Linked DNA regions of Mus musculus: regions 1 and 3 are each linked to region 2. Evidence: chromatin loops called from intact Hi-C (ENCODE). Cell type or tissue: left cerebral cortex. All regions are shown on one strand.

What was found. Peaks named below come from ENCODE experiments on the same cell type or tissue, not always from the same donor. Only the 100,000 strongest peaks of a DNase experiment are listed, where the experiment ranks them.
Region 1: it touches region 2 in a loop (5-fold over the local background); 4 of 42 quality-filtered maps call a loop at or near these places.
Region 3: a loop joins it to region 2, with 9 times the contacts of the local background. A loop is called at or near these places in 8 of 42 quality-filtered maps.

Annotation. Positions count from the first base shown.
Region 1 is chr2:123,191,688-123,199,687 of GRCm38, reverse strand. No RefSeq gene overlaps it. Among named protein-coding and RNA genes, the nearest start is that of Gm34430, 270 kb to the right of the region's middle. In left cerebral cortex, a CTCF peak has its summit at 4,989 (motif pointing left); a DNase peak (open chromatin) is centred at 4,999.
Region 2 is chr2:124,086,229-124,094,228 of GRCm38, reverse strand. It overlaps a transcript of Sema6d not described here. Among named protein-coding and RNA genes, the nearest start is that of 4930517E11Rik, 40 kb to the left of the region's middle. In left cerebral cortex, no CTCF peak of the experiment used is centred here; DNase peaks (open chromatin) are centred at 3,384, 3,596, 3,945, 4,195 and 2 more places; H3K4me3 peaks cover 2,573 bases; H3K27ac peaks cover 1,922 bases.
Region 3 is chr2:123,308,895-123,316,894 of GRCm38, reverse strand. No RefSeq gene overlaps it. Among named protein-coding and RNA genes, the nearest start is that of Gm34430, 380 kb to the right of the region's middle. In left cerebral cortex, a CTCF peak has its summit at 4,488 (motif pointing left); DNase peaks (open chromatin) are centred at 4,043 and 4,471.

The sequences.
Region 1 (8,000 bases), 890 kb after region 2:
ATGTATCTGTGAAGGGTTATCTACATTCAGTCAACTGAGGTAGGTTATGTGCAGCATTGTCCCATGGGCTAGGATTCCAAATTGGATATAAAGGGGATAAATGAGTGTTAGTATTCATTCTCCTCAACTTGCTGACTAAGGTTGCAATGAGATCAGCTGCCTCAACTTCCTGACTTCATGCATTTCCCACCATGATAGGCTGGAAGTGTGGGCCCAAAGGTATAATGACAAGATGACAGGACATGTCACTAATACTACACTGAATTGTAAGTTTGAGAATGCTTATGCATGTTGCATATAAATCCAGTAGACACTATTTAGTCCACATGTTTACATACTTACTATATAAATAACCATAAACATAGATTTCTCCTTTGCAGAAGAAAAAGATAACTGACCAAGAAAACCATCTGGAAATACTAAAATAAATATGTTTAAACAACTTTAACAAGATTATGCAGGGATTTTCTTTTATGAAACATACAAATTTCCACGAAGAAATGCTAAAGCTTCTTAATCCAATCTATCAATCAGTATGTAGCTCTGGAAATACAAAGTATCACAAAAATGATGATGACCAAAGAAAAAGCTTTGTTCCAGATTCTAGCAGCCACAAGAGCAAGTCATTGTGCACAGGGACTGAGTGATAAAGATGGAAAGAGGGATAGAAACCAACTTCTTTCTTGTCTCCAAGAACTGTAGAGACAAGACCTCAGAACCATTGAGGGCTGATCGTGAAGCAAAGGCTGGCAGCACTACTTCTCATAAGTTCCTTCAAATGAGATAATTCAACAGGATTTGTGAGCATGGCTTCTAGCCCACAGAAGTTATTTTTCTTGAAAAAACTGAAGTACAGAATCTTATTCCAGTTAGTAAAAATGACAACATAGTCTTCTGAGGATGCTTTTCCCAGAGGTGAAGAAAGGGGCTATGCCAATATGAAGCTACAAGGTATAGCTAGAGCATGGAGCACAAGTCAAGAAAGTATACGCAGGACTGGATTGTGATGGTTCTAGATGAAGGGAGCCAAAAAAACCCATTAACTAACGAACTCTTCACCTCATCTTTAAGATGCAAAAAAGCATAATTATAGTCTACTACAATTTATTATATATTTCAAAATAACTGAGGGTCTAGGAGTTCTCAATGTGTAGTAGTGATGAATATTTGAAGAAATAGAAATGCTAATTGTGCTTATTTGGGTATTAACCATTGTCCTAGTTTCATTTGTGTTGCTATAATAAAATACCCTGATAAAAAGGATGGATTTATTGGCCTATAACTTCAGGTTGAAGTCCACAACTATAGGGAACTCAAAGCAGAAACCTAAGTCACTGCATTCACAGTCAAGAGTGGGGGAAGAAATAAACCATGAGTCTTTGCTTGCTTATGATCATCTAGCTTTCTTCACTCATAGACAGTTCAGGGCCAAGCCCCTGAAATGGTACCACCTACAGTGTGTCCTATATTAGTTGACAATTGTGACAGTCTTCTACAGGCCTTCCCACAAAACAACCTGATCAAGATAATTTCTCATTAAGACTCCTTGCAAAACTAACAAAGTCAACTAACTTGAGCCCTTGGAGCTCTCAGAGACTGAACCACCAACAAAAGAACATACATAGGCTTTCCATATCCCAAAAGTTGTTGCCTGTCCATGGAATATGTTATTTTAGATGGACTGCCTTTTCTGGACTCTGGGAGAAGCTGCACTTGGTCCTGCATATACTTGATGTGTCAGTGTGCAGGGATATCTAAGGGGATCCCACCTACTCAGATGAGACTGGAATGGGTTGAAAGATTGTAGGAAGGGGTGACCAGGAGGGTCCAGTGAGCAGGATGTAAAATGAAATAAGCTAATTTTAGAAAGGACTCCTTCCAAGATAATTCTAGGTGTGTCAAGTTAATAGATAAAAACCCATCAATCCAGTAGTTATATATACAGTGAATTAACATACTGTGCCTCTGAAATGCATACAAATGGTATATGTGAATCCAAATATTAAAAAAAGGATGATGAGATTGTTAAACATGTAAAGATATTATTTACAGGCTTTGAATCCTGAGTTCTACATGTAAATTTGGAACTGCCATCACAGAATTTTCTGATCACCTCATGCATGCTTGGAGCATGCCCCAACCTAACTCCACCCACAATAATGAGAATGTTTTATTTTAATGTATATTTTAGTTGTAAATATTTTAAATGACTGTGTGATGAAATGTGTATCAGAAATATAACTTAAACTAGTTATGGTCACCCACCCTATATATTCCAGTGCTAGGAGGAAACACTAGGAGGATTGTGAATCTAAGACCAATCTGTGGTTCACAGTGATGGAAGCTTTGTCTCAAACATTATGGAAAAATAGCAACAAATGTAATAGAAACTAACATAACAATAATTGTAGATACATTGGATAAAAATACTATTGGCTTGAGAATAATTCCCCAACATTCACAATGTAGCATCTTAGAAAGAATTCCAGAAAATAATATTATATTCTTGTATGAATATAAATTTTATACAGAATATGGAAAAAAACAACCATGTATTCTGAAGAAGTCCCATAGAAGTCAGTTAAAATAATTAAAAGACTGTGAAATAAGCATACCAGAGTGGGCATGAAGATATACCTAATGATTGTTTCATAAGAAAATCCACTATAGACACCATGTTCCAGATCCAAAAGGAATGCACAGTTGCAGAGAGTAAAATCCAATTTTGCCAAGAGATTAAGTAGTAACTACATGTATAGATTCAGAGGGTTTGTTTGTGAAGATATTTATAGCACTTTGCTCAGTTATACTAATTGGATCATAGGATCCCAATCAATGACATTCAAAATCTATCACAGTGAAAATAGCAAGGCTGAAGAGAAAACAATGGCACCTAACCCACAGGTCACAATGAAAAGAGTTCATGTGTCAACCCAGGAGCAAGTTAGACAGGTAACCAACAGTTGTACCAACAAAGAAATAAATGATGGGTGGCAAATCTCAAGGAGAGGACTCCATTAAAAAGTCATAATCTACTGTGTAGTTTCTTTTTCATTTTGCAATTTTATTAGATATTTTCTTTACTTACATTTCAGATGTTATTCCCGTTCCTAGTTTCCCCTCTGAAAATCCTCTATCTCCTCCTCCCTCCCCCTGCTCACCAACCCACCAACTTCTGCTTTCTGGCCCTGGAATCCCCCTATACTAGGGCATATAATCTTCACAAGACCAAGGGTCTCTCCTCCCACTGATGACCGACTAGGCCATCCTCTGCTACATATGAGGCTAGAGCCATGAGTCCCACCATGTGTTTTCTTTGATTGATAGTTTAGTCCCAGGGAGCTCTGGGGGCACTGGTTAGTTCATATTGTTGTTCCTCCTATGGGGCTGCAAACCCCTTCAGCTCTGTGGATACCTCCTCTAGCTCTTCCATTGGGGACCCTGTGCTCCATCGAATGGTGGTTGTGAGCATCCACTTCTGTATTTGTCAGCCACTGGCAGAGCCTGTTAGGAGACAGTTTTATCAGGGTCCTGTCAGCAAGCTCTTGTTGGGATCCACAATAGTGTCTGGTTGTGGAGGGCGTTGTTTCCCTGTTTATTCTTTGTGTAGAGAAAGGCCACTGATTTGTTTGAGTTAATTTATACTCTTAAAAGCTAACTAGAAGCTATTAAAGGTGCCTTCTCTCCCAGACCCTGCTAAAGTAGCAAACACTATTATGTCTTGGGAGGATCACAGTGGATGCCAGTGCCTTTAAAGATTTCATGTATTTTTAATTACTTTACTCTCCCATCCCTGAAAACTCTAAAGAGGTATTTGGATACCTCTAAGCTATCAAGATCCTAGCTAAGTCACAGTTCAAATCATAGCCACTTACCCTAACTTGGTGACTCATGCTTCATTTCAATGCAAGTTCTTGTACAGTAGCATCTGGAAAGGTCTTATTATACAGACTCACAGTTTTGCAGAAGAAAAGTTGGAGTTCCACTGAATCTTAAGCTACAGTTGTTTCACAGGTATTTTGGCCTAGGTATCTAGGGCCTAGCAAAGATGGAAATGAGTTTCAGTCATGGCAGCAGAAGCAGATCAAAGAGAGAGGTAGGGTTTTTTACATGAGTGTCCTACTTTGGGGGGCTTGGGGGACACAGTTGGCCACCTGTGACACTCACTAAAGCCCTACATTCAGAAAGGCATGGTAGACAAGGATTCAGCTACATCAGTGGAAAAAACACTGTATAGATTAACACTTATTGTATACTTAATGCCTACCATAGATCTATGACCCTAGTGTCGCTTCTTTTACAACTGTGACCATACCTATATATTTATTGACTTTTTTATTATAAAATTTGGATTTATTATTGGATACCTTGGCTTCTGTGATGTTAATGGGGGAAGCATAAACATGGCTTTTTGCATTTGTAAACATCATGCCTTTCCAGAAGCAGCATGATATATATATATATATATACATAGATACATAGATAGATACATAGATAGATACATAGATAGATAAATAGATAGATAGATAGATAGATAGAGAGATAGATACAGAGATAGATACATAGATAGATACATAGATACATAGATAGATACATAGATAGATAGATACATAGATAGATACATACATAGATACATAGATAGATACATAGATAGATACATAGATAGATAGATAGATAGATAGATAGATAGATAGATAGATAGATAGATAGATAGATAGATAGATAGACAGACAGACAGATAGATAGGCAGTCCGTGACATCTTATTATTTAGGAATATGACTTCTGTTAAGTAAAGAGAATCACAAAACTGAGCTCATGTTTTCAGAGTGTCTCTTCTCTGAAGGTCATATCTATACAGCTGGAAACTCAACCATGACATCTGTATAAATACTGACCAGCTGTTGAATCTTCTCTCCAGAGTCAGAAAGTGACTGCAGGGGAAAGGGGGCTGGGAGCCTTTAGATAAACATCATACATTCAGCTGATGCCCCCTAATGGCCAAGAAAATGTGAGCCCAAATTTTTCCCTGCCCAATCTTTCCCAAATTTTAACAAAAGCTTTCTGAAAGTGCTACTATCCATCCACAACCATCCCTCAATCTCTGGATCCTCGCCATTTGACTGTATTCTAGTTTCCACCTTGCACATCAAATCTGCACATTCCTGCACATCCTGAAAACTATACTTCAGACCCACTGAATAGTGACAGTCCAAGGTCATCTCTCCTTGGTGTTGGAAACACACCACCTTCCCTCCAGATTCTTTTTCCTGAATCTTTGCTGTGTGATTTACAAGTGAGGTTAATAGGCACATTTGGTTTCAAAATTACTCCCTGATCAAACTTGAAAACAGATTCTTGGTTTATTTTGATTAATTTCTGCCAGACTCTTATCATACTGCCCTTCAGTATACCCCATATATTCACAAGGGCATTATAATATGATATTTTTTTATCAGTGACATACTGGTTCTTTAAGGTTTTAGTAACTATGTTTATGGTTCCAACAAGTATTCAACAACAGAGCCCATGGTTCAAGTTGAATGGAGTTTGATTGAATAATTCTAATTCATGTGGAGAAAAATTATTGATTGCAGTACCCTCAGAAGGCAACATTTGCAAACAGAGAACATGTCTTGTACAAACAACCTGTCTCCAATACTTCTCCAACTTCTCTGTAAGAGTGAAGTTCAAGGAACTCAGTAACTTTTAAGATAAAAATATTGATCTTTTAAGAAACACTTCCTGTATTTTAAACCTAGAAAAGACACAGCTTAAAAAAATCTGGAGGTACATTCCCTGTGAATAATAAGTTACAGCATAATTAAAGACACTGTCTGATTGCTTTGCCTTGCAATGACAGTCATGCAAGGGGCATGTGGCAGTGCAGACACCTAAATTCTAAGATATCTCAAGACCTTGTGGCAGGCAGTAATCAGGAGTGAGGACACCTTTGGAGTTACTATAGCAACCCCAGGAGCAGACATGTTGGAAAAAGAGACTCTAACACTCATAACAGGCCAGTCAGTACTCACATGAGTCCTGTTTGGTCAGTAAACTCATGTGTTTTTCAAATTTCCTTTCCAGCAGTTAGTAGAGTAACACTGGTCAGTCATGGTCATCTCCAAACCTTGACCCATCTCCAAGTAATAGAATAATACCTCAGAGTTAGATGTTTTGTAAAGTTAAAGGAACGCAGCTTAAATTGTTTAAATTATTTAACTGAAACAGGTTAAAATTTGAGGCTATCACAACCACTCTGGATATCAGTCTGGTGGTTCCTCAGAAAATTGGACATTGTACTTCCAGAGGATCCCACAATACCTCTCCTGGGCATATATCCAGAAGATGTTCCAACCGGTAAGAAGGACACATGCTCCACTATGTTCATAGCAGCCTTATTTATAATAGCCAGAAGCTGGAAAGAACCCAGATGCCCCTCAACAGAGGAATGGATACAGAAAATGTGGTACATTTACACAATGGAGTACTACTCAGCTATTAAAAAGAATGAATTTATGAAATTCCTAGCCAAATGGATGGACCTGGAGGGCATCATCCTGAGTGAGGTAATCCAATCACAAAAAAACTCACACAATATGTACTCACTGATAAGTGGATGTTAGCCCAGAAATTTAGAATACCCAAAATATAAGATACAATTTGCTAAACACATGAAACTCAAGAAGAATGAAGACCAAAGTGTGGACACTATGCCCCTCCTTAGAATTGGGAACAAAACACCCATGGAAGGAGTTACAGAGACACAGTTTGGAGCTGAGACGAAAGGATGAACCATCTAGAGACTGCCATATCCGGGGATCCATCCCATAAACAGCCTCTAAACGCTGACACCATTGCATACACTAGCAAGATTTTGCTGAAAGGACCCAGATATAGCTGTCTCTTGTGAGACTACGCTGGGACCCAGCAAACACAGAAGTGGATGCTCACAGTCAGCTATTGGATGGATCACAGGGCCCCCAATGGAGGAGCTAGAGAAAGTAACCAAGGAGCTAAAGGGATCTGCAACCCTATAGGTGGAACAACAATATGAACTACCCAGTAACCCCCAGAACTCGTGTCTCTAGTTGCATATGTATCAGAAGACGGCCTAGTCGGCCATCAGTGGAAAGAGAGGCCCATTGGTCATTCAAACTTTATCTGCCTCAGTACAGGGGAATGCCAGGGACAAGAAGTGGGAGTGGGTGGGTGGGAGAGTGGGTGGGGAGCAGGTGGGGGATTTTTGGGATAGCATTGGAAATGTAAATGAAATAAATACCTAATTAAAAAACAAAACAAAACAAAACAAAATTGAGGCTATCGTGTGTTCTGTGAGAATTTACTACCTTTTTCCTTCTGAAAAGGACTATATAAAAATAATTAATGTCTGTTTCACTTCAAAGCAGGTTATGTGAATTCTTACTGGCTTATGTGTGAGAGTGGTTAATTATAAATGAATACTCATTTGCCTTAATCATACTTCCTTAGTAAAACAGAATCTTTTGACCATCCATGGGTGCTTCAGACATCTAATGTTATCAATTCTCAATGCCTATTAAAATCCATCTAGCAACTTTCAATCCACTACAAGCCCTTGGAATTCATACATTTCCTAAATCACCAGTTATGTGTATGTTATAAGAGCCTTCAGGTTGAAGCTAGGATGTAGTGGGAATGTCAGCTTGTTTTGCAAGGGCTGTCATCTGGGTGAAATCTCATCGAGGATATGTCTCCTACTCACAGAACCTGGCCTGTTAGACCTACACAGAAACCTTTTACATAAAAAGAGCTTCTTTATGAAGGATGAGTGACTTTCCTGAATCCAAAATATCATTGTTAATGTACATAGTTAATATACACTGGAAATATGCAGATTTGAGCCTGGTAGATGACAAATGTTTTCTCATTCCTGAAACAAATCTAGAATACCAGGAGAATCCTTTAACATTAGCAGACGGATTTTGGGATCATGAGAGTCTTGACATGCTACACAGCTGGA
Region 2 (8,000 bases):
AATAAGACAAGGACGAGGAGAAGAGAAAGGAGCAGCATTGTAGATCACAACGTTTGTCTCTGAGCCTCCTCAGAAGTTTACACCCCTTCCTTGCAAATGCATTTTCCTCAAAAAGGCTAGGTAATATATACATAAGCTAGTTAATTGGCTGTCTTAGTCTGATTTCCTTCTCATTAATTAAGTTGATCTTGCTCTTAAAAGAAATATAAGCAAACCATTGTTGATTTTTAGATTCAACACTTAACTCAATAACATTTTCTTCAAGTAAGTTTATGCCAAAGGAAACTAAAAGGACTATTTTAATTAACCTAGCTTAGTCATTTGACCAGCATTTCATGTTTCATCAAGCAAATTAAGTATCAAGCATCCCCTGTTGAGTGAACACTTATTGAGCAGTCATGGAATAAAACCAAAGTTTTTGCTAAAAAATTCTGGAAATATATTTTGCCCTATTTCAATTTTTCCATAAATGGAGCAGCAGTCCTCCCAAAACAGACTAAGGAAACAAAGAGCTTTGATACTATGGAAAGCCAAGGCCAGCATTCAAATGCACACAGTAGGGCTCCTTCGTATGAGAGTGGAGTCTGGAGAAGCCAAATGACATGGGCTTGAACTCTGAACACAGATGATCTTCAGTGTGCCCAGTGTGCTCCACCCAGAAAGGGAAGCTCATCTTTCCACTTGCTAAGTTCTGACTCAACTTTTAATGGAAGTTACTCTTCTTCCCTCTTCAGCCCTTCCCTCTGCAACCTCCTGGGCACCAAGTTTTCAACAGTATGTTCCTTCATCAGACCATGCATTTATGACACAGAAGGAACATATCAAAAGACTCAGGTTTAACAGGTATTGATCTGAAAGGCTATTTATTTTGAACATTGACACAGTGAAGACTTGAATGTCTAGAATACAAATAATTCTCTCTTTGAGGGTCCTGAGGAATTACAGCAAGTGGTGTAGAGTAATGAATGTTTGTAATTCACTAGCTGCTATTTTAAGATGCAAAGCACACCATGACATCAGTGATGTTCTTTTGAGTCTCCACGGACAGCCTATTACAATGAAAGCACTTGGGGAAGAACAGAGCACTCCAATATATATTTGTTGAAATTCCAGTGTTTTGACAATGACGATTTAGTAACATTTCATAATGTATAGAATGATGAAAAATACCCCTAGATTGGCTTTAAAAGTACAGGTTTTCTGTATAGAAACTGATCATGAAATTTTAGTAGTAACATTTCTATACCAAAAACTTCTGAATGGCCCTTAACATGGATTTAGTAAACCTTTAAGAAAACAAGCAGTATTTACTCAAATAACACTTTCTCCCTCTGAAAGAGGAAATAGCATTTTAACTGCTTCTTTTCTTTTCTCACTTTCTATCTTCCTTCAGCTCCTAGACAACAAAACAATGGCCCTTTCTTCCTGTGGAAGGGAAAACTCAATAAATACAAATGGCTACGGGGCCTCAGAGCAGAGAAATTATGGCTTTCCAAGAACTTCATTTTTCCCTCATGAAGAAACACATTTGAAAGGGACCTTTCCCAACACACTTTAAAATCAGGCATATTTCAATGAAATTATTCTTTGGGCAATGCTAAACATTGCTGACTGATAAATGAGACCCAAATAATTAAGTTCTGTTCTTTTACAATCGAGATTTAGTGTAGTCATCAATCTGGGGAAGAATTTAGAGTCTGGAGACTTTGGAAGATGAACAAGCTACTAACTGAAATTGGTCATGTGGGGAGGTGGTTAAATGAGTACTCAGCTTAAACATAGCTGTGGATAACTTTCATGTCTTAATCTTCATTAGAACGTCACTGATTCATTGCTCATTTGTTCCCACAATAACTTGGACACAGTGAGAAAACAAGCAAAAGAAAAAAAATAATAATTCAGTGCACCCAAAGAGCATCATGGTGAAAATAAGGTTTAACAGTAGGCTCTAGGAAAAGTTCCTTTTAAATAGGAAAAGCACAAGGAAAGCAATGTTATTATGGAAAGCATGAAGGATATAAACATTAAAAGTGATAGGAATGAGAGAAGGAGAACACACAATACTTTGCATGGGTGTCTGTGGCCTGAGATGCCTGCCCAGGTTTCCAGTGCTATTTATCATCTACCCAATTCACACTTGCAGTCTTAGAATCAGACATACAGCTTTTGTACATTAAGCAACACCCACACTGCTCCACCTATCCCTTCTCCCTCCAAACGCAAAAAAAGCTATATCCAGAGAGATGTTCACATGAGATATTTTTCCCTGGGCTGAACTCCAGGTTTCAGCAGACAATGCACTTAGCAGGTCATGGGCACATTAAATCCAGGGAGAAGCACAGTGGTGTTTCTTAGTAACTACTGATAATCACAACCAACTACAGATACATAATGCATATGCATAAACATGTGTGCATACAGTACTTACATGAAATTATATTTCAATATCTTTTGCTAAGGGATGTGCACATTAGAAAAAGGAGGAAGGAACGCATCCTTAGCTCAGGGACTAAGGCACTGAGATGGTGAACAGGTGAGATCATTGTCATTTCAGTACTGGGGGGAAAGCCAAATAAGGACAAGTATGCTATCGCGAAAGAAAAGGGTTTGCTCAAGATGTCCTGAGCTCCCTAAGGAGAGGAGGAAGAAGAGGCTCCCTCGGCCTCTGTCTCTCAGCCCACTTACATCCATAAATGTTAACATCAATGGGAGCCATGGACTCGAAACCACTGTGTGGGCATATGTACAGAGGAAATTACACTTTGTTTATTAAAGGAGACTCCTCTCCCAGAACCATGCAATCTTACTACTTGAAGGTGCAAAAATGATTGCACATCCATAAAGGGAGAGCTGGAGAGGGTAGGGGGGAAATAAACCCCGCCCAAGAACCTTTAAGGAAATAGGTGCTAGCTGGAGAAAATAGCTAGTTGCCCAAAATGCTTAAAACTCCACTTTCATTATTCTGAAAACAATTTCAGTCCAGGAGGGAGATTCTGCTTCTTAAGCTCCATTCGCTATGCTGGCTGGCAGAATCAGTCAGATCTAAGTTTTGCACTCACGCATGGTCTCTGTTGTTGACTACTCTCGCTCTCTGAACCAAGAAGTCCCTTTCCAAAATGGGTAAGTCCACTCCGACCCTCACTCCTCCAAGTCACCACTTTTATTAACCTGTGAGCTGTGTCTGTGTAGCCGAGCCCGGCCCCAGAACAGTCACCGGGAACAATGAGCCAGAGGAGGGACCCACCCAATGAGCACCTGCTTGCGGGCGCTCAAGCCTGGGCGCTGGGCGCGGGACGCTCAGGGCCTCGGGTTCTGGTTCCCTACCCTGCTCCTCCAGACCCCAAGAAAAGCCTGAAAGCAGGTGGTTACCGGCATCAGACTCGGCGCTCCCAGCTCCCAAGTCAGTCTTGCCTCCCAACACCCACCAGTTAGAGCCTCTGTACCTAAAAAGAACACAAGCCCAGGGGGGGGATACCGGGTGGTCCAGCCACCACCACCCACTGGCCCGGGCTCTGGAACGCACCGACGCCCTGTGGTCCGCACCGAAATTCCCAGGGCTGTGGGGTGGAGAGAGGTGGAGCTCGGAGCCTTAAAGTGGCTTCCTCTGGCCCGCCCCCGGCCTGGCAGGGCTCTGGGATCCGGTAAGACACAAAAGATGGGCAATATCAGAGCCTGCCACTGTGCCGTCGCCGGGGTGAGCGGCGGGGGCCTCGGGCGGGTCCATGCCACCTCTCCCCACTGTCCGTTCCTGCTCCCTGGTCCTAATCCTGGTTCCCTAGTCCCATCCCCTGCTCCCTGGTTCTCATCCCCTCTTTCTAGTTTTCTTCCCAGCTCTTGGGTTCCTATCCCTGATCCCCAGGTTCCGCCCGCTGCGGGAGCATCCCTGGACGCCGCTGAGCCCCGCGCGCTTTCCGGGAGCTCGAGTGGGCAGCGAAAGGCGCGGGTGGCGGAGACGAGAAACACTTACTTGCCGGGAAGGCTGAGCACCTCTTGTTTCTCACTCGTAGGTGTCCAGCTTCGGGGCCCCCGCGAGGTCGCTGGCACAGCTTGGAGCTGGGCACTTGGCGAGCCCGGGACACCCTAGTAGCCGCTCAGCTGCGCGCTGTCAACGCACCAGGCACAACAAGGCACCATCCACAGCCCCAGGCCTCTGTCCCGCTCTCCCACGTCGCCGCTCCAGGCAGACCACACCCTGTCACCCCCGCAGCCCTCCACTCCTGCCTCTTTGACACTTCACCGGTTACTCCGCCGCCCGGCGTCCTCCCACCCCCTTAGCCCACGTGCTTCTGCGCTCGCTCCCGACTCCAACTTCCCCCGCTGGTCCCCGCCCTCCTGGGAACCTCTGGACTCAGGCTGGTAGGTGTTTGGATCTCCCACAAGCCCACCTAGGTCCTCCGATTGATGGTGTCACTGCGATGGTGTCACATACGCTGTGTATAATGTGTGAAGATGTATTTTTTTGTTGAGCCATGCATTACTTTTAATATTAGAGAGGTGTATTTATTCCCAGGTTTTAATCACTGAGCAATCACTGGCCTTGGTAGAGACTATCAGGCCAGCTGTTTCCACTTGCCATTCTAAAGTTCCTGCTTAGCTTGTCATTTCCTATTATCCTAGTATGTATGTATGTATGTATGTATGTATGTATGTATGTATGTATGTATGTATGTATGTATGTATTCTTTTAAAATAAATATCTTATTATTTACTCTTTCTCTTTCCAGCAAAGTTTGAAGTTGTTTTCTGAGGGCTCCCTCCCCCTCGGTCCAGCCACAAAGACTCTAGGAAAAATTTCATCTCTCCCTGTTATAACTCTGTCAGCAGACTCTAGTATAATCCTCAAGATATAGTATATATTCACAAATGCCCCTAAATGCCCTTCAATTATGATGACAAACTTTGGTCATTTTCTATCACACTGAAATGAGGAGTTCAAATACATGCTTGGCTGTATCCCAAACACCAGGTCCTGGAGAAAGCCAGGGACGTTTTACCTTTGGCTGAGTGATTTCTCATTCTATGATGAGGTTTAGCGGGGTTAATAACTGGTGATCACTAAATGTGACACTTTTAAGCTTTCTTTAGAGACTGGACTCTAAGTCTCTCACACATGCCCAATCTGGCCTTTCTTTACACAGTGCTTGAATGTCCACCTGCCCAGCCACAAACTGTTTTGGTACCACCACCACAGAAAGCCACCCAGACTCTTCTTTCTTTAAAATAAAATTACTTTTTTTTTCTTTTACCTCTTCTTATTTTAGTCTCAATCTCTTGACTAAGGGTTTTAAGAAACAAAACAATGATCTCTTAAACATCAGATCTCTGTTGCACCATTTGTCTTAACTCACATATAAAAATGATTTGTTTTTATCTTGCCCCCAGCCATCCACCCCCAGAAAACCTTAATACTTAAGTTTCTCCCTCGAAACTAACAACACTTCATGCTTATTAACCTACAGAGACCATCCATGAATCAGCACTGCTCTAAGCAATCTGCTCATTAGATATTTTATAGATGACACCAGGAGAAGGGGAAGGGACCAAAAATTAACCACCAATTACTACAGCAAGAACCAAGTTCCCAGCAATCTACTTGGTCTTAACCAGCACAGGACATGCCTTACCACAATGTCTTATACTCAATAAGTAATAAATGGTTCAATATAATCCATATGTATTCATCCACATTTAGCTGCATTGCCGGAAACTGAGCAGAAGTCTGAGTGGACTATTGAGACAGAATTGGTCACAGATATTTGCTACCAGGTTACAAACTCTCAGTGATGTCATGGGCACTATCACCTGCATTTAAAACATGGGCTACTCATGATCCATCTTAGCATTTCAGAATGTCTGGTTGGAACAACTCAGCCTTCAGATTTGGATTCAAGGTCCCTCATGATCTGTGAGAGACACCTCTGTTAAACTGATTTTGATTTAGTCCACTGCCAGGCAAAGTTTTGACTTCTGGAAACCTGGCTTCTGGCAATGCAATCTTCAAGTCATAGACAGAGCTGCAGACACCAAAGACAGTCATGTCCCAGTTCCCTGGAACCTGTAAATGTGGCCTATGATGACACATGACTTTGAAGATGTTGTTAAAATTCTTCAGATGGAAAGATTATCTTAGCTTTTGGGGACCCTAAATGAGACCACATGGTTTCAAGAATAGGAGTCAAGAGAAGAGTTAATACAGAAAGGAGCAAAATGTATTTGAAGGCAAGGATTACTGCAATGTAGCCACAAGCCAGCCAGCCACAGAGGACACCAGGAGACAGAAGAGGCATAGAAAAATGAGTCTCTTACACAGATCCTGGGATCTATGTTGGTTTCTATCCAGTGAATGGGATTTTGGAAATATGGCTTCTAGGGCTGCTGTATAGCAGTCTCCTCCAAGATCAAAACATTCAGAAAAGCACCCTAAGTAAGAGATAAGCAACACCGCTCCCACAAAATAGATTCTAGAATTCCCTGATACTAACCAGATTCTCTAGGTCATTCTCTGCCAGACTAAGCAGAGCCCAGGTGCAAAGAAGGCCCTCAGCCAAGAGGAGATGCCTGGTAGAGGTTTAGATGCATGGAGGCACCTGGAAGGACACTCTCCGACTTGAGCTGGCTGCAGACTGTGCAGTGTGCCTGAGTTCCCAGCTTCATGAGATGTTACCCGTGCTGGGATGAGCTGGGGTGAACAGATAGGTGCATTTTATATCCCCAGCAAATGTTTTGTCACATAACAAGGACTAACCCAAAGTAAATTTATAGTACTTTATTATAGCATCTAAAGGAAACAAATTCTGGAATATGGGAGGTGTCTTTACATCTTCATGGGGCAAAGAATCAGAAGATTTCTCAAACAATTAGACATTGTCCTTTTCAGTAGGGGGGGCAACCAGCTATTGAGGGCAGACAAAGGATTGGCTCCCAGACATTGACGAAGGAGTTACATAATATCCTTCTGATCTAGATGTTGCTGTTTTATTTCTTTAAAAAAATACAAATAATTTTATTCAAATATTCAAGTATTTAAATTTTTATATCAGCTATCCAAGAATACTGTCTAAAGCATACAGAAATTAAAATTTTCTTTCAGTTTACAATATGTAGGATTTCCTTGCCAATGTTTAGAAATGCAGAAATTGCCTGTTGTCAGATTAAGACCAGTCTCCAGTCAACAGAATAAAGCTGTATTTGAGTCATGTGCTGGCCCTAGAGATGGGCTCTTCAACCCCAGACCTAAATCAGCTGTCATGTGCTCATTTAAGTATTCTAAAATTTAAAAAATATATAAATAAAGTAAGTTGTAGCTCCTTTTAAAGTATGCATGCTAAAATTACCTACTGGATTGCAAAAATATACTTGCCTTAAGTTAAAGGATGAATTTTTAAACTGATAAACCTTTTTTATAAACTCTTCCTCAGTATCCTCCAGATTCCCTTGATCTTTGAGAGATCCATGTACTTGATATTAAAACACAGTAAATGTAATTTGATTATTTTTAAACAAGGTAAAACAGAACACATCCAGTTAAGCTGCAGATGGTCAGTTAGTAAATTTTTAATATGACTTAGTATTCTATGTAACGTTTGGGATACTGAATTGTCTTTGTTTTGTTTCACATCATATTATTAGCAATCTAATAGCTAGAACTTCTGAACCTAAATTAAAAAGTTATTTATTGATTCTCCATTGGTCTGTGACTGTCTCTTTTGCTTTAGAAAGCAGAAAAGAGAGAATGAGTTGATTCCTATAAAGTTTAGTCTCAGAGCCCCTAAATGCTCAATCAGGGGGGGATTTCTCATTGACTTGTAGAGTGTTCAGCACCTTACTGTTCATCAGACAAAGAGTTGAATTCCAGTGTATCTCCCCCCTCCCCGCCCTTTAATGACTTTACCCTCATTCATGGGTTCTTAAATGCAGTACAGAGTTTCTGGCCATCAGTAGCTGAAATATTCTGCCTGTTTTGTGATATGTCTTCTAGGATTTCTAGCACCAGGCTGCCC
Region 3 (8,000 bases), 780 kb after region 2:
AGAAGTTAGGGGCTGGTTCTTCCTTCCAGCCCCTTGCTCCCAGAAATAAGCTCAGACTCAAAATATATTTATCAATACCTTGGTCATATAGCTAGGCTCTTCTCTGACTAGAATCATAACTTAAGATAACCCATTTGTTTAATCTACATTCTGCCACATGGCTGGTTACCTATACTCAGGTATGATGCATTTGTCTCCTAACATCTTCCTAGAGAATCTTCTTAGCTCTCCCCATGTCTTTCTCATCTGTTACTATTTCCCAGAATCCTCTCTCTTCCTGCCAGTGTCACACCTTCTATTTCCTGCCACAGCTCATTGGCTGTGGGCATTTTTAATGACAGATGCTTTTTATTTTATTATTTTTTATTGTTATTTATTTATTTATTTATTTATTTATTTATTTTGGTCATTTTGAGACAGAGTTTCTCTGTATAGCCCTGGCTGTCCTGGAACTCACTCTGAAGTCCAGGCTGGCCTTGAACTCAGAAATCTGCCTGCCTCAGCCTCCCAAGTGCTGGGATTATAGGTGTGTACCACCACACCCGGCTACAGGTGCTTTTTATAAGAGAGTCTCTCTACATGACAATTTCGGAGTGTTTGTGTCAGGATGGAGACCCAAATTCTGATCTTCTTCCTTATGCCACAGTTTACGATGTTTAACCAAGGTCACAGAAACCAGCACCAGCAATCCATCATGGCATTCATCTGTGATGAGAAGAGACCAGCCAGTTTCTTCCTGGAAAAGACCCTTCCAATGATGGTAGAAAGCGGGCTAGTTAGTCAATACTTCTTACCCCCAAATAAAACATGGGAGCCTGCATTAGCCACCCACATACAAAGGTAATAACTTGCATTTCAAAACATATTAATGATTTTGAGAAACTAACTGAATGTCTTTTTGTTACTGTGAAAAGATTTTTAATTTTCATTGAGCTTAGAAAAACAAGCCCTAAGGAATTGCTTTATATCTGAAGTATTTTGAAATGTATGTATATTTCTCGTTTAAGCTAGAGACGACTGGATTATGACTTCAATTAGCACAAGAAAGATGACTCAGGGCTTTAAAGCTTTTTGTCACTATGTTCACATTGTACGCAAGCATATTATTCTGAGGGCTGCAAAGAAATGATTTTGAATGTGTTTGACATACAATAACAAACATCAGATTGACAGACATGCCATCAAAAATATGTATGGATGCATATGGAGAAAGTTAATGGCATCATTGGTTCAAGCCACAAACCCTTTGGGGAATAGACAATCTGGCTCTTCCAGCTCAGGTAAATTGGTGCTCCATGTGAGAGAAGCTCTCCCTCTACCGTGCCTGGAGTCCCATCAGCTCCAATACATCTCCCTGAAGGAGACCGAGAGGAGCACAGGAAGCTGGCTTGCTGCCTCTCTTCTGCTTCCTAAAGGACTTGGCTGGCCATGGGTTGCCATGTAACCATGGGAGAGCTTCTCTCTAGAGGAATAAGCAAACTTACTTCTGGCCAGAAAACCAGAGTCTGATTTTTTAAATTTGCACATGTGCTCAATGCTATTTCTGATTTATCAATAATGGATTAATAGCACTAGGTTTATAGATCTCCCCTATAGCTTATATATGTTTGTAACTGAATTCAGGAAATTTAGTTTCCAGAGTAAATATTGGGGTACACAACTCTTAAATGCAAGGTCACCATCCCTGACTTTCTTCCTGATCATGGTATTCAATTTTGTAAGCTTGGTACATAGTAACTGCTCTATGAATTGTCATTGACTAAGTCCTAAGTCAGAGTGTGACTCTGGGCATACTACTGTCTTTAGAGATTTAATCTCTCATACAAGTAAACAAGAGTGGACTAGATAATTTCTAAGTTGTCTTTCAAGATCCAAAATGTCCCATATTAGCATTCACCTCCATGTGAGAAGGTGTGTTCCAGAGCGTGATGCCCACAGAAGCCAGCAAAGGAAGCTGGATACCCTAGAGCTAGCATTACAGGAAGTGTGAGCTACCTGAAGTGGTGCTGAGAACTTTACTAAAACTGAACTCAAGTTCCATAGAAGAGCATTACTTGTTCCTAACCACTGAGCCATTGTTCCAGCCCCAAACCTACATTATCCTAATCAGTGGGAAAGCCATGTTTTATAATATGCTAATGCACATTGTAATTTAAAACTTATGACAGGCTAAATAATGCCTACCAAACAGCATATGGGTTTTTTCCCCCTTTAGAACCTGTGAATGTTGTCTTATATGGAAAAAGTGGCTGTGTCAAATGTGACTGAAATAAGCTTTTGAAATAGGGACAGTATTCAGTATGTGAGTTTGCTTCATGCATGAGCACAGATATCCGTTCTTATACACAAAGTGAAGTTTGACATTGCATGTCTGAAGCAAGATCTTGAACCATTGACTTTAAGGTTAGAGGAGTGGAGACAGGAGACATGAAAAGCAATGGGGCTAGCAAGAGTGGATCAAAGCTGGAAAGATAAGGCTCAGATCCTCCCCACCCAACACTCCACAACCAAGTCCTGCTGACACCATCGCTGTAGGCCAGTGAACTGGAATTTGGACCTCCAGAACTATAGGAAAATAAAGTTGTGCTCTTCTAAGCTTCTGAATTGGTGCATTATCTTTAAACATTGACAAGAAACGAATACAAGCATATACTGTCTTGTGATCAATGTACTAATGGCCTCTAAAAGTACATGGCATTCAGCTAGCATATTAATTATGCTCCTCGTCATTGTGGAAAAAAAAAAACTTCATAAGGTGGGAAAGCTTACTTCAGCTTCAGTTTAAGGAGGCATAGTCATGGTGGTAGGGAATGCCTAGCAGCAGGTCAGGAGGCCAGATGGTCACACTGCTTTCAGGGTCTGGAAGCAAAGACCAAGCAGAAAATGGTGCTGAGCTGTAAGATCTCAAAACCCACCCTGACCCAGTGCTTCCCCTTTTCCAGCAAGACTTCACCAATTAAAGGTTCTACATCCTTCTGAAACAGCATCGTCAGCTAAGGACCAAATATACAAACATCAAACAGGTGAGTCTGTGAAGGACATTCTTTTTTATTTTTATTTTTTATGAGAAAGGGAGAAAGGGGATGTGGTGTTGGATGGGTGGGGAGACAGGGAGGATCTGGGAAGAGTAGTTACAGGAGGAGAAAAGCATTATCAGAACACAGTGTATGCAAATTTTTTTTAATTAAATAGAAAAGAAGAAGAAATAGAAGCAACCAAGCTACTTTTGGGAGATAGGAGTCAGCACACAGAAGTGACAACCTCCAACAAATCATGTATCCTTTTTGAATAACGCCAATTTTGATCCACATGTTCCTTCAAACTGAAATAGGACACAGCTTTCCCTACTACTGGGTCTCTGAAAAAAGATGTTTGTCAATGTTGTATGTAACTATGAGAAACAAAATAGGATATAGCAACAACAAAATACCCCAAATATACACATTAGTAACATACCTACTTAATGTTACTGAAGCATGTCTATCTCCCTGTTCCAAAGTGTCCTTATTAATCTTCGATAACATCAGTGGCATCAGATCCTATCCAGACTGGATTCTAGCAGAGGACTTTTCAAATTTTAATATGCATAATATGCATATGAATCACCTGGGGATCTTGTTAAAATGCAAATTCTGATTCTGTAGGTCTGAGGCAGGACCCAAGGATTCAACACTGTAATAAGCTCCCAAGTGAGGTGGAGGCTCAGGTCTGCACCTACACCAGCAAGATGTCAGGGAACAATCTGGAAATGTCAGTCTAAGGTAGCACCAAGCCCACACTACCAGCAACAAAGCAGTGTGCAATTCTCAAACTTTTGCCAGCTTACCTTGAAATAGTCTCTCTGGGTGTGGTGCTATCTCTGTAGTTTACATTTCTGGTTCTGAGTTTATCTAGTAAGGAGGTCCCGTGTGCCTCAAGCCACATACCACCCCTGTGTCTGCCTCGAGCTTCTAATGGCTATTCCCGATGGGGAAGGCACTAGCTTTATAGAGACTTTGTCAGTGATGTCAGCAGCCACCGGTGCAATCCTGGCTCTCATCTGTTCCTTTCCATACCCTGTTCACATGTGTTTTTTTAGGTTGCAAAGACTTGCTCAACTTTTAGATAAAGATTTTTTTTTCTCTTGATTTGGGTTTGAATCTAGGCAAAAGACTCTTCAGGTTATGGGTCTCATGAGTAGTTATAAGACCCAGCTTCATCTCACAAACTGGCTTGCTGTTTGAGGTTTTCGCCAATATCTCAGAGCATAAGTCCATTGCTCCTGTTTAAAACTGACCCCACCGTGTTCAGTCCTCCACTGATCTCAGTTTATCAATTGAGTAATGACTCCGATTTAAGATATTTATGGAGCAAAGATAACTACATCCTTTGCTCCCCATAAAGGTTCAAACATTTCCTCCTCCTGCATCTGCCAAGAATTCTCCATCCGGCCTAGCCAGATTTCCCTGCCCTGTAGAGAAAATCTTGCCAGCTCTCTGCTGCCCTCTCATGGTATCTGTTAGTACAGCGTTCATATCTGCCCTTGACTGATCCTAACGGACTCCAGGGATGCAACACCTTTGTGGAGCCTGCAGATCAAACTAGCACGGCCAACTAGACGTCTACCAACGTTTTTTACTATTTTCTTTCAAATACAGATGACGAACATCCATAACAGAATTTTGCTTCTAACCTTGAAATTCATAAAAGCACAAAGGAGGGGAACTCTGGGGCATGTTTTAAAGATGAAAGAAAAGCCCATTTGGCTAACCAGTGCCTGTAGCCTAGCCGGAAGGATTTCAAGAGATCTTGTTCCCTGGGCTCCACACTAGTTCAGAAGAATATAAATGTCTTAGGGTGGTCCTAATGGCTTATATTTCAGCAGCATTCCTGGTGATTCCAACGAATATGAAGAGTGCCTCTGTTGGGCTGTACATAAGGCATAGGCATGCTATGAAGTGAATATGTAATATGTGAAGCTCACATATTACAGAAGGCTGGTCATATTAGATTTGTTAAGAAAAAAAAAAAAGCTAACCAGTTTTCACGAACCATCCCCCAGAAAAACCCAGAACAAAAAGAGATCTTGCTTTGTGTCTAGTGTTTGCTGAGCAGTTCGTGGACTTCAAGCAACCCTATTCTACACTGTTCAGACTGCCTCTGTGCTTAGCATTAAATCTTCACACTGGTGCACAGAGGACAAAAAGCCCTGTCTGTGTGATGCCCTTCCACTCTGTCCACTCAGGGAAGGCGTCTCTCTTAATGTCATGCTCTGCAAGCTGTATACTCCTCTCCTCAGTCAGCTACTTCTGTGGAGCAGACATAGATGTTGGAAGTTTGGATGGGTGAGACAAACAGGCAAGAATGCACGTTACATAGCTGCATTCTTCAGCTGGCTTGTCCACCCAGCTTTGTGCTCCAATTGGCTTGTCCTGCTAATGTTGTATCTGCCATGTCCAAACTGCATGAAAACTCATGTCTGTCCTCAACTCTGATCTTATCTGTTCAGCAGTAGCACTCTCCTGCCCAAGCCCTGTCACCAACTCTTGGTTCCTTAGTTGTGTACAGTAGGTTGCATTCATCATAGCATCATTGTCTTTGCATCAAAACATTGGGTTAAATTCTCCACCTCACTAACCTAGATTGCCTCTCATCTTTCTTCTACTTCTGTGTAACCCAGAAAAGGCAGTGGATAATACATTGCATGCTTATTCACAGTGGGGGTTCAGTAATACTTGCCAAGGGTATTTCCTCTAAGTAGCAGCAGTCCAATACTTGGAAATAAAATTCAAGTCCTGCTCAAGCTCAGCTGATTCTGATTCTGCCCCATCAAGGATTCTTGCCCAGCATCCCTTACTCCTCTGACACCAGACTCCTCTATGCTTCTTGCTTCTTGTATCACACAGGATCCTTTCAGTTCTCTATGTGACTTTATGCCACCTTTTCTCCCCTCTCCTGTTTACTCTGCTCAGCTGGAAGAGCTCTAGCAACTTTGAATTTGCATTTTTAATTAGGCATTGCATCGGATTTCAACTCAGTTATCCTGAGTTCTTCTTGCATTTAAGCTACCAAAGACTCTATGCACAGCTGTATGCATATGAATAAGACAGTATTTTTTTAAAATCTCTTAAGCCTTAACATTTTATATGAAGCAATGTCATTTTTTCTTTTTCCCATGAAAAGGTTGCTTATTATTTTTTAAGATGAAAACAAAGGCCCTCCTCAGGCAAAACTTACCTTTTTCTAGACCCCTTCCAACAACACACATTATTTAAAGTCAGGCAGAGTGCTGCCCAGCATGACCTTTCTGAAACAAGTGGAACACAGCGCTCTTTTTCTTAGCCCTACTCTGCATGGCTTTACCCCAAATCTTGCCCACTGTGGCCTCTCCCACTCCCCATGAGATGTTCTTTCTGGGAAGAAATAAATCTCATTCTGGTGACTATCTACTGAGCACCCACTACACACCAGTGTGCAAAGTATTGTCCAGCAAGGTGAAGAAAATGGCAGTATGCTGAGTGTAACCTACTGGTATACAAGAGAAGGGGCCAAGCAGAGAAAATGCTGATGGTAGTGGTGGTAGTAGTGGTGGTGGTGGTAATGATGGAGACTAGGGTGAGAAAAAAATCAGAGTTGAAAAGAAAGACATGGAATTTGGGCATGACAGATACAGCATTAGCAGGATAAGCCAATTGGAGAACCCAGGTATCTAGATCTAGGTTCCTTTGCCATCTAACTAAGCATCTTTCACAGTTCTCTTCCCTACATTTAGACTCTCTGCTACCCCTTCTTGATGTCCTTTGACTAAGTTAGTAAGCTGTTTCAAGCCTTCTTACCGTCCTTCTTTGGACTGTAATATTCCAAGTCTAATTAGCAATGATGAACACAGGATGAGCCTGAGAATGATGGGGCAGGGAATATGTTTTATCTCTATTGTTTAAATAAACTGAGAATTCAGAATCACTGCCCAAAGGAAACAGAAAGATGGGGTAGACCCAGCTTTGTGAGCAACTGATATGGGGAAACTCTGTTCTAAGTATTCTTGACCACCAGCTCTGTCAGAAAGCATCCAAGTTATTAATGGTATTTCTCATGCCAAATTATTCAGCTATTTATGTTCCACTGTTTATATTCACTAAATGTGACTAATTTTTTTCCATACTATTTTCATTAACAGTTCTATTAGGGCCTCTGCAAAGGCATTTATATGTATGTTTTTTCTGAATCCTCTGAATAGTCATAGGAGATAAAATGCATTGTAATCCCATTCTACAAATGAAAAAGCTGACTCTGGAGGCAGTTTAAAAATATCTGTGTATATGGTGTTGACTGAGATATTAACAAAGTGAAGCAAAATAGTTAGGTAAGTTAGGTAGTGAATGTATAGACAAGAGGCCGGACGGGCCAATAGGTGCCAAGATTGGGTACAGAGGGACAAACAACTTCAGAGGAGAGGAAGTTAGGATCATATAAGCAGGGTGAGAAGCAGTGTTGAACATCACCTTCCTAAGCTGAAATCTTATTCTGCAATTTCTAGTTGCTCTCAGACACTCACCCTTTCTGATCTTGTAAAATGAAGATTAGAAATAAGAGCCACCACACAGATAAAATAGTTAGTAGAAAGCCCAGCCATCTATTGTTATTGGAATCATCATTTCACATTAAGAGAATCCACATTCTTCTTTCAGTAGATGAGAGATGATCCAAAGTCACTGGCCCTATATGTCACTTAACATGCAAATACAACTGAGTAAAATATTTTCAAGGGCACAATGGAAAGGGCAGTTGACTAGAAGAACAATGTAAACATCTTAGAGTGGCAACAGGCATAGTAAAGGATAGTGCTAGTTGACCTTGCTAGGACAAAGTTCAGGGAGAAAGAACTAAGTGAGGAGACTGCAGTTTTCTTGTTCTCCCCTTACTACACGCAATCACACACACACACACACACACACACACACACACACACACATGCACACATGCATCCATGCGAAATATGGGTATCCTTACACGACTGAGAT